Regions from separate parts of the Homo sapiens genome. Here region 2 is linked to region 1. The links are chromatin loops, found by intact Hi-C in ENCODE. Cell type or tissue: breast epithelium. All regions are shown on one strand. Each heading gives the region's core, and the rest is flanking DNA. Links, peaks and the distances in the headings are about the cores only.

What was found. Peaks named below come from ENCODE experiments on the same cell type or tissue, not always from the same donor. Only the 100,000 strongest peaks of a DNase experiment are listed, where the experiment ranks them.
Region 2: it touches region 1 in a loop (5-fold over the local background); 21 of 110 quality-filtered maps call a loop at or near these places.

The regions. Positions count from the first base shown.
Region 1 is chr9:107,249,818-107,255,202 of GRCh38, forward strand. No RefSeq gene overlaps it. Among named protein-coding and RNA genes, the nearest start is that of RAD23B, 31 kb to the right of the region's middle. In breast epithelium, for the core only: no CTCF peak of the experiment used is centred there; a DNase peak (open chromatin) is centred at 2,334; H3K27ac peaks cover 323 bases.
Region 2 is chr9:107,333,917-107,339,301 of GRCh38, forward strand. No RefSeq gene overlaps it. Among named protein-coding and RNA genes, the nearest start is that of RAD23B, 53 kb to the left of the region's middle. In breast epithelium, for the core only: a CTCF peak has its summit at 3,258; DNase peaks (open chromatin) are centred at 3,285 and 4,525; H3K4me3 peaks cover 561 bases; H3K27ac peaks cover 2,592 bases.

The DNA.
Region 1 (5,385 bases), core at 272-5,271:
GAAATCATCCAGACCCATCATAGTTAGGGCAGAGAAGGTTGTGCTGTGCCAAGTTCACAGATGAAGCTAGCTTTTGGCGGATTTTGCCTGAGCTAGAGGTCAGAACTGCCCAGGGTTCTAGAAAACAGAAAGATTCTTGCACACTGCTGGGATGAGCAGAAACATTTGTGTACACAGTGTTAAAATAAAATTTAAAAAGTGGGGCATGGCATGAATGTTTAGGCTGTGTTCAGACTTTCACAATGCCTGCTATCATCCTCTGGGGAAAGGACATGATTAAGGCATGAATGTAGGGTTGGGGAAAATGCTGGGCAACTTCTCATACATGCTGCATGTGCTCTGCAGGTTTGTAAAAACCTAAATATCTAATGAATATTGTTTTTGTTTTTGGTTTTTTTTTTTTTTTTTTTAGGCAGAGTCTTGCTCTGTCACCAGGCTGGAGTGCAGTGGCACAATCTTGGCTCACTACAACCTCCCCTTGCCGGGTTCAAGCGATTTTCCTGCCTCAGCCTCCCGAGTAGCTGGGACTACAGGCGCCCACCACCACGTCTGGCTAATTTTTAGTATTTTAGTAGAGATGGGGTTTCAGCATGTTGGCAAGGATGGTCTCCATCTCCTGACCTCATGATCCGCCCGCCTTGGCCTCCCAAAGTGCTGGGATTACAGGCGTGAGCCACCGTGCCTGGCCCCCAATGATTATTCTTAAAACCTATGTTTGTATGACTCTCAGTGTACAAATGTACACTTATTTAAGTGTAAATTAATTAAGTGTAATTAAATAAATTTTAAAATGTAAATTATCAACAATTGTGGAAAGCAGTGTAGTGATTCCTCAAAGAACTAAAAACAGAACTACCATTCGACCCAGCAATCCCACTCCTGGGTATATACCCAAAGGACTGTAAATCGTTTTACCATAAAGACACATGCATGTGTATGTTCATTGCAGCACTATTCACAAGAGCAAAGAATCAACCTAAATGCCCATCAGCAGTACTCTGGATAAAGAAAATGTGGTGTATACACACCATGGAATGCTATGCAGCCATAAAAAAGAACGAGATCATGTTCTTTGCAGGAACATAGATGAAACTGGAGGCCACTAGCCTTAGCAAAATAATGAAGGAACAGAAAACCAAACACCACATGTTCTCACTTATGAGTGGGAGCTAAACAATAGGAACACATGGACATGTAGAGGGGAACAGCAAGTACTGGGGTTTACTTGAGGGTAGAGGAGGGGAGAAGGGAGAGGTTCAGGGAAAAAAAAAATGTTGGGTACTGGGCTTAGTACCTGATTGACAAAGTAATCTGTACACCAAACCCCCAACTCAGGAGTTTACCTATATAACAAACCTGCACATGTACCCCTAAACCTAAAATAAAAGTTAAAATATTTTTTAAAAAGTGGTTTCCCATATAATATCTTATGAAATCATCATAATAACCCTGCAAATTCAGTATTAGATCCCTACCTGAAGGATGAGGAAGCAGAGGCTCAGAGTCCTCTCAGTTATTTGTTCTTTTTAGCTACCCAGTAGTAAGTATCAGAGCAAGCTTTATTTCTACCGTACTCCACCACCTCTTTAAAATCCCTTTCCCACAGAGGAGGAGGACATAGGAAATGCTAAAGCTATGGAGCAAAAGCCACATATTGGGACTTGGGGACTCCCTGGTAAGGGATACGATAGTGCCTGTAAGTGGACATAACCAAACCATGTAAGAAGTGGGTATTATGTTCATGGAGTATGAATCTAGCATATGGCAGAACCTACTGAGGCTGGTCAAAGTCATCTACTGCCAAGTTATAGGGAAATGAAAACCCATTAAAATAGAATATGGAAGCATCACAAGGTGCTGTGAAGCTCAGGACATAAAAGACTTAGGAGCACATTGAGAATAAAAATATAATATGAAAAATCAATGACTAGGTACACAGTTGGTGCTGGAGTTTATTTTAAGGCCATAGCTTCAAATGTAGGAATGATGGCTATTTGGCTAAGAGTGGAGAGAATTTTTCAAAGACTGAAAAGAATGTGTTTAGTCAGAGACTAACTCATCTGGCCAGAAGGGCTGTAAATGGAAAACAGATGGGAAAGGAGAAAAAAACACCTAGATAAAACTGAAACGGGTTTCCATGGATGATATTAAGGAGGGCCTGGGAAGAATTTCAACAGTGAGGGAGGTGCCGCATAGTTCAATGAGAAAACAGCTGGGAAGGACATCAGAAACAAAACATAGGCAGCAGATGTCCAGATATCATGCACAGAACATGAGCAACGTGGTAACCTTGAGATTACAGCACAGGGTGACAAACAAGACCTCACAGATACCACTGAGAGTTGGCGGGCTGGAACAGATCCATGGGAACATAGTGATAGAAGGGTGTGCTGTGTACAAAAGACCTGTTGAGAGGAGGAGAAGCTGCACTGTAGGCTGTGATAACAATAGATTGAGAGGAATCTCTGAACACTTGGATGAAGATGAAAGGACAGAGGAACACAAGTGACGTTTTTGTGGAAGCACAGCTGAGCCACATGGAGGAAAGCCACAAAATTGGCACAGTACCCACAATTAATGAGGATAAGATTCAGGATACTTCATTCAGATAAAAGCAGAGGTTTTCACTTGCCTCTCTAACAATTTTATGTCCTAGAAGGTAGAGGAAGGAATAAAAACAACTGTGCTCTGACTGATTCCAATCCTTAGGAAGAAGCCACCTGGCAAAGTGGAAAGGATGAGAACTAGAGAATGTGCCTGTCATCTTCAGGGGAGAGCCTGATGGAGCTAGAACAAAGGTGGATACAGGACTTCAGGAAGTTAGACTCCAAAATATTTTAAGAAAATATGGCGGCCAGGCGTGGTGGCTCACGCCTGTAATCCTAGTACTTTGGGAGGCTGAGGCGGGCGGATCACAAAGTCAGGAGATCGAGACCATCCTGACTAACCTGGTGAAACCCTGTCTCTACTAAAAAAAAGAAAAAGAAAAAGAAAATATGGCATAATTCCACAAGTTTCTAGAAAAGGAAACAGTATCAACAAGCACTCAAAAGCATGGCTTTGGATAATTCCAATGAGAAGACAAGAGAGAAGGGGAGACTCTCAAAGAAACTAGTGATGGCAGAGCCCTTTAAGCAAGGACGTAGAATGGATGTTCAAAAAGATGGAGGTAGGTGATCACTGCATGAGAGTGGCAAAGAACAACAGAAATAGTAGCAGGGATGTTAATATCCTGGAAGGATCAAAGCATGCAAAAATGGGAAGGACCAGAGAGAGTGTTATGGGGCCAATGGGATTACAATAATGGATGGTAGAAAGTATGCACTATTTCTCAAATGATGTCACATTCTTTTAGGCCCTGTCGAGGACCGTGATTGTAGGACTGAAAAGGTTGTACAAAAGTGAATACGTGTATGTTGAAATTCAAGTTTGGGGAAATGTTACTGATCCTTTTTGAAATCTAATCTAGGATCAAAGTTTCTGGTCCACAGTCTGGGAATCAAAGAGTATACATTTGCTGATTTTCAAACGTTCTTATTCCTAAGTATTATGAATCGCATTTCAGCAAGTTGATCTTCAAATTCATCTTGCAGAAGCTTGGGAGTGAGCTTGGGAGTGTAATTCATTTGGGTGAGAAGAACTGATTCCATTTTTCGATCATCTGCATATTCTCTTTTATTATCAGAATTTTTCAACTGGATATGTCCAGCTGAAAGCTTAAAACTAGCTAACTAGCTGCAGAAGGACAGTTTCCAAGGTCCTCAGCAGGATGCTGTGTGTATCTCTAGGTAAAGAAATGTTACTTAATTAAGGTATTCTATCTTTAAGAAAGCAAATTGCAATGTGTTGGAGTTTCTTAAGAACTTTTAGAGTGGCTCTTCATTAAAGAACTACTAAAAGTGCTTTTATAATGGTTATGGAATTTTCCTCTAATTAGTACACCATTTCATAAAGTTCAAGAACAGGCAAAACTAATCTGTGAGGATAGAAACCATAATAGTGATTGCCAGGATAGTTGGGAGGGAGTGATAGAATGAAAAGGAACACTAGTGAACTTCCTAGGATAATGGCACACTCTATTTTTCTATTGGGGTATGGGTTATATGGGTATATGCATTGGTCAAATCTCATTATTGTATGTTAAACTGTCACTGTATGTCATTACACCTCTGTAAAAATACATACAAGTATATAAATCTGGGCAGTTATATGAAAAGAAAAAGAATAACTTTTCTCCTGTGACTTGACAGTAAATAAATGAAGTTAACATAAACAGTTAAGGAATCAGATAAAAAGCAGAATCTCCGAGTTTGAAATCAGCAGTGTTCCCTAAGTAGATTTGGGAAAGTGTAAGTCTTACCAACACCCTCAAGTTGTTAATTTTCTATTGGCAAGGTCTTCCGTATGGAGAAAGTGGTGCATTGCTACTTTCTATCCTGGTTCCACTGGCACTAGGTACCAGTGATTTCCAAACTTCCATGCACATAAATATCGCCTTGGATACTTGTTAAAAATGCAGACTCTGGGCCCATATCTGGAGATTCCTATACAGTAGCTTTGGCTGAGTGTCGAGGATTTGCATTTTAATGATCATCCTTGATGAGACTGATGTAGGTGGTCCATGGACCTACACTTGGAGAAGCATTTCATTAGACAATCAAATCATAAAACTACCACCTACTTGCTCTAATTTTAGGCTCTCCAGACAACCTTCTGATAATAAAGCCTTTTTCCATGGCTTCATGGAGAAAATATGTTGCTTATATCACCCTGTATTCCAGCCCATGTGCTAGCATTCTTTCTCATTCTAAATAATAAATAGGCATTGGCTTTGTATCCCAGTCTGAGGAGCTTGCTAAATATTGGTTTGCCCCGATAGACGGATGTGCTTACTATGTGATACTGAAAAATCATGCCTCTGGGCTTGCAAGAGACAAAAATATGATTTGTGCTAAATTTACAGAGATAAAGAATATTTCCAAAATAGGATCTCTTTTTAAAAACTCTGTGCCTAACATCATAATGACTATTATATTCTTTTTAAAGTAATTGGACTTAACAATAAACAGGTATATATAAATATAACATTTGACTTAACAATAAACATGTATATATAAATATAATGTTTGACTTAACAATAAACATGTATATATAAATCTGTTTTCATTTTAAAGAAATCAAATGAATCTTTTAATAATGTATATTGTGGTTCATTTTTATGATTCAAAATAAATGTTTATTATTGAAATTTGGGGAAAATGGAAATGTATTTTTTAAAAATCACCTGTTCTACTACCCTGAGCTAACCATGGTTAACATTTTAACTTTTTTTCCTTCAAGTCATTTTTCTATGTCTTTATGTACATGTATTTATTATAGTGGTGG
Region 2 (5,385 bases), core at 287-5,286, 84 kb after region 1:
GAGATGGTGATTTTCCTCAGCCCATGAGGTCGTCTTCAAGGCAGCTGGGGAACCTGGGCTCTAGCCCCAGGCAACCTCATCTGTTTTCCCAGCGTGTTATACAAGTGCCGTGTTTATCGTGTTGAAAAGATCCGGAAGCTCTCTCCTACATATCTGTTAGCTTTCTAGATGAGCTTTGCGTAAGTCATGGTTCTCCAGAAAAAAACAAACGGAGATTTATTATGGAAGTAGACTCATCTGATTATGGAGACCTAGCAGTTCTACAGTATGCTGTCTGCAAGCTGGAGAACCAGGAGAGGAACTGGTGTAGTTCAGTAAGATCAGAGGCCTGAGATGGCCAAGGGTGGGGTCAGTTGCACTGGTGTAAGGCCCATGGTACCCAGAAAAGGAGAAAGTGGACGTTCCAGCTCAAGAGCAAATTGACTCTTCCTCTGCCTTTTCGTTTGGGCCTTCAACAGAATGGATGACACCCACCTGCATTGGTGAGGGTGGGCATCATCCAGTAGATGTACTCTGGTCTACTGATTGAAATGCTAAACTCTTCTGGAAACACCCTCACCTACACACCAGAAATACCATTTTACCAGCTATCTAGGTATCCCTTCACCCAATCAGGTTGACACAAAACCATCACAGGCTTCTCAGCTGTAAATGGCCCTCCACACTTCAGTGTGCTGACCAGGACTGCAACTGCCGATTGGGTTGCCACCTCAGGCTCTTGGGATGTTTTATATGGATAACTGGATTTGGATGTTGACAGCTTCCACCTCTGTAAGTCCAAAATTGTTTTAAAACTGCTTTTGTTTGGCTGCACAATTGTACAAGCCATATGGGTTTTGTTTGCACACAATAGCAGATTTGAGCACAATAATATTGCTTCAAAATTCATTGAAATTTTGTTGAGAATATTTGGTGGTGGGACTATGTCTTAGAACAGCTTGAGGGTTCAGTTTTTTGTTTATTGAATGATTTTATGGACCCTGGAGTGATTCTTGCAGCTTAACATTTAAGTTCATTGTAGGCGTTTTTTTGTTGTTATTTTTTGTATAGGGAGCTGTCAATTAGGTCTGCTTCTGCTTAACAGCATTTTGACTATAATTTTTATATTGTCTTCGATTCTAAGGAACTTGCAAAGTTAAACTGCTTTTTAACCAGTTTGTTACTACTTAATTGTAAAATATTTTCAGTCATATCTTTAAGTGTTGTAATTCAAGATGGTTTTATAATTTTTATACCATATTTGCATTTTTGCAAAGAGCACTGGCAGTTTCTTCATACTTACACAATTTCACACTTGCAGAAAAAGTTGCAGGAGCAGCACCAGAGCTCCCACATACCCCACCACCACCTTAGAGAACCTTATAAAATTTTACACTTGTACCAACATTGTCCTCCAAGCAAAAGGGCCTGATCCAGGTTAACACACTGTGTTTAACTGCGTTTAATGAATCTCCAGTTCACTTTCTCAGTCCCTCTCCCTCCTTGATCTTTATGACCTTAACATTTTTTGAAGACTGTAGGATAGTTGTCTTATAAAATGTCCCTCAATGTATGTTTGGTGTTTCCTCATTACTACCCTTGGTATGCGTGTTTGGAGGAAACAGAAGTGCTGTTGTGCCCTTCTAGCTGCACCCCATAAGGTGACACAGGGTGTCAATTTGTCCCATCATTGGTGGTGGTCACTTGGACCCTGAGGCAGGTGGTGTCAGCCAGTCTCCCCTGGAAAGTTACTCTTTGTCCCTTTGTATTGGATAAATATTTTATAGGGAGATATTTTGAGCCTTCGTAAATATCCTATTTCTCATCAAAGTTTGGCCCATTCTTTTTAGTATTATTGTTTCTTGCCTACTGTAATGGTTTCCAAGTGGTGATTTTCAAATTCCTTCTACTTTATTAGTTAACATTGTCCTGTATTCTTACTCTTTTTCCCCCCATTTATTAGTCGTATCTGTATGGTCTTTGATTCCTATTTTATTCGATGGTACATAATCCCTTACCATCATTACTTTGATGTTGGAATTGTCCCGAGTTCTGTGATTGTGTGTTTTCTTTTTTTTAGTAGAGACAGGGTTTCACCATATTGGCCAGGCTGGTCCCGAACTCCTGAGCTCAAATGATCCGCCTGCCTCGGCCTCCCAAAGTGCTGGGATTACAGGCGTGAGCCCACTGCACCTGGCTGATTGTGTGTTTTCTTAAAGCTGGCTTCTGTGTTTCGACATGCCATTACCCTCTGAGTACTTCCCTACTTTCTGGCACAGTAATGTATTCCAGGCTCTTGCATTTCCTGTGCCCTAGTCCTGGAATCGGCTATTTATCAAGGAGCTCTAGCTCCCCTTAATGTAGACTGTATTTAGAAAGCAAACCCTTGCTCTAGGCGTGCTCACTGCTATTAGAGTCTCACTGCTCCCAAGCCGTCTAAGTGTGTCCACACAGTAAATACATCCTTACATTTACATTTGATACATAGACACTGAAAAGGGAGTTCACTCTGGTACCATTAATTCTGATCCAATGCCATAAGGTTCAGGCTGGGCGCGGTGGCTGAAGCCTGTAATCCCAGCACTTTGGGAAGCCAAGGTGGGCGGATCGCTGGAGTCCAGGAGTTCAAGGCCAGCCTGGGCAACTTGGTGAAACCCTGTCTCTACGAAAAATACAAAAATTAGCCAGGTATGGTGGTGCATGCCTGTGGTCCCAACTACTTGGGGGTGCTGAGGTGGGAGGATCGCTTGAGCCCAGGAGGTTGAGGCTCCAGTGAGCCGAGATCACGGCACTGCACTCCAGCCTGGGTGACGGGGAGACCCTGTTTCAAAAAATAAAAATGCCATAAGCTTCATTCTATCTTCTCCCTTCCCATATTTCAGACTCCTTCCAGGGCAGTGAGAAACTTGGCTCCCATTATCCTCAGTATAATTTCACCTTCCCTGAAGGTAACCAGCGCCCAGCAGCACTCTGCTCCCTTTCTTGTGCTGAGCTGCCACTCGGCTTGGCCACTTTCCTGCACAGCCGAGGCATTCATATTTGAAGTGGACTTGGAAATGGAAGTGAAATGTCTTTAGATTTCCTAGTGTAGCACTCCTATGATGGAGCTTCTAGGAAAGCTCAGCTACATGGGAAAGGAAGGGCCTTATTTGTTCTGCTCTAGTTGCTGTTCCACTGGAAGGTTACCACCTGCTTGGAGTTTAGGACCAGTGTGTTTCAGGTGCTGCTTGTGGTGAGAGACAGGGTTGGTGGTTAGGGGAAAAAGCAGCCCCACAGGCTAGGCTGGTAGTGCAACCCGCACCCTGGCATTGTGCCCTCCTCTCTGTCCTGGTGCATGTTGCTGTTCTGATTCATGCGTCCCGTGAACAAGGAGCAATTGCTATGTGGTTTGGAATTTTTCCCACCTCCTTTATGTTGCTAATTTTTTTTATATACAAAATATGGCCCCTCTTCCAGGAAGCCTTCCCGTGACCCCCTTTTCCCCTCTAATTTGGGCCAGGAACTCCTCTGGGTTCCCTCAGCTGCTTCTAAGTATCTGCCATAAAAGTGAACACCCTGAACTGGGATTATCTGCATTTGGTGTATCACTGAAGGTACTGAACGAGAGAAAACTGGTGAGCTCTCTCAAATTCAGGGCTGTGCCTTTCATCTCTGTATCCCCAGAACCTGGTGAAGGGCTGGACCAAAGACCAAAGGAGATGCTGAGGCATCATTGGATGGATAAACAGACAATGAACAATAGTTGGGATGCCTTTTGTCATCTTTCTTGTGGCCCTAAGCTCCTCTTTACCTTTTCCGGAACCCTTCGGTTCTGAAAGTGGCCTAAGATGGTCAATGAACAGTGCCTCAAAGGCAGCTCTGTTTTTCCTTCCTCAGCTCCAAAGACTTTTCCACCAGGTTCTGAAAGACTTGACACATAATGCAGTGAGCTGGCTGGTGGTGGAGACTGCAGGGTTCTACTGACCAGTTCCAGATGGGCATGCATTCTGAGACTTAGTTGGAGAGCACACTGACAGCTGCACTCCCAGAAAGCCTGTGCTGAGGCCAGGTCTGAGGGCCTGGGTTTGAACTTGGAGTCCGTCGGGCCCCAATTGTTATCTTCACAGCCACATCAGCTGGGTGACCTCAGCCAAATCAGTCTACCTCTGCTCTTGTTTTCTCATCTGCAAAATAGAGCTGCGGATGCCTGCCCCAGGTTGCTGGTGGAGATCAAGTGAGAGAGTGGATTGAAAACATCTTTACAAAGGCCAGGTTTGGTTTTGGATGTGGGTGCCAACTGCCTACCCTGAAGTCAAAGACCGTCTGGGAAGAGAAGTTCTCTTTGCCTTTCTCCCACGACGAGCGTGTTGCTGAGTTATTTCCAGGAGCGTGGGGTGAGCCTCTTTGATCTCAGGGTGCCATTGCCTTCCCTGCCTCACTGTGATCGGCTCAGCGTTCCCAAGCGGCCAGGGCGCTTCCCACTCAGCTGGGCAGCACCGCCCAAGCATTTGGCATTTGGGGAACAGAAAGTTTTTATTTTTATGAGCTGTTTCTGAGCAATGCCTTGTTTTCTCCTGTCTGTTTCTAGGCCACAGGATTGGCAGCTGCATCCAACCTCCAGGTCAAATTTGGCAGAGAACCAAGCAATCCTGTCAAACAGAATGCCCACTGCTGCTCCTTCCCATCTCGAGGAACTGTCTCTTCTCAATGTTTTCTTTTGATTTCCTCTGACAGTCTTGCTGCTCTTCCAGAGGCACAGGAACTCAAAATTGGGAAGGGTTTGAAGGTGACCCCCACGATCAAGTGCAGTGCCTCCCGCACGCGTGACTTCCAGCCTCCACATGCACACTTCCAATAACTGCACACACACCCTCCAGCTCAGGCCTCTTGGATTTCAGACACTCCAGTGGTTGAAGGGTCGCTATGTTAGGATCTCTGATCTTCCTCTCTAACCAGGCTATCCTCAGGTTCTAGTTCACTTCTGGGGGTCACCCTGAGCCAATGTAACCCCTCTTTCCTGTGTCAATCCTTTAGGTCTTTGAGAAGAGTGGTTGCGTTTTCTCTGACCGTGTCCCACCCTCTGGCCAAGCCTTCAGCTGAAAAGAGTCCCTCAGTTGGGGCGAGTGTATTGAGTCCTTCATTCAGATGAACCCGATACTTCAGGAGGGGCTGAGCAATAGGCACTACAGGGGAGCCCTCACCTCCCTTGTTCTGTGCATAATACCTCTATTAATACAGCCTAAATTTGGTCTTGCTGATTTGGCAGCCACATCACACTGTGCCCTTAGACTAAGTGACTGTGCTAATAATACACCAGACTTTTCAAGGTGTCTGTGCCTTTGGGGGTCATGTCTGACACATGTTATAGAAGCAGAAACAGCCTACTAAACAAATACTGCTGTTTTCATAAAGTTATGTTCTGGACCA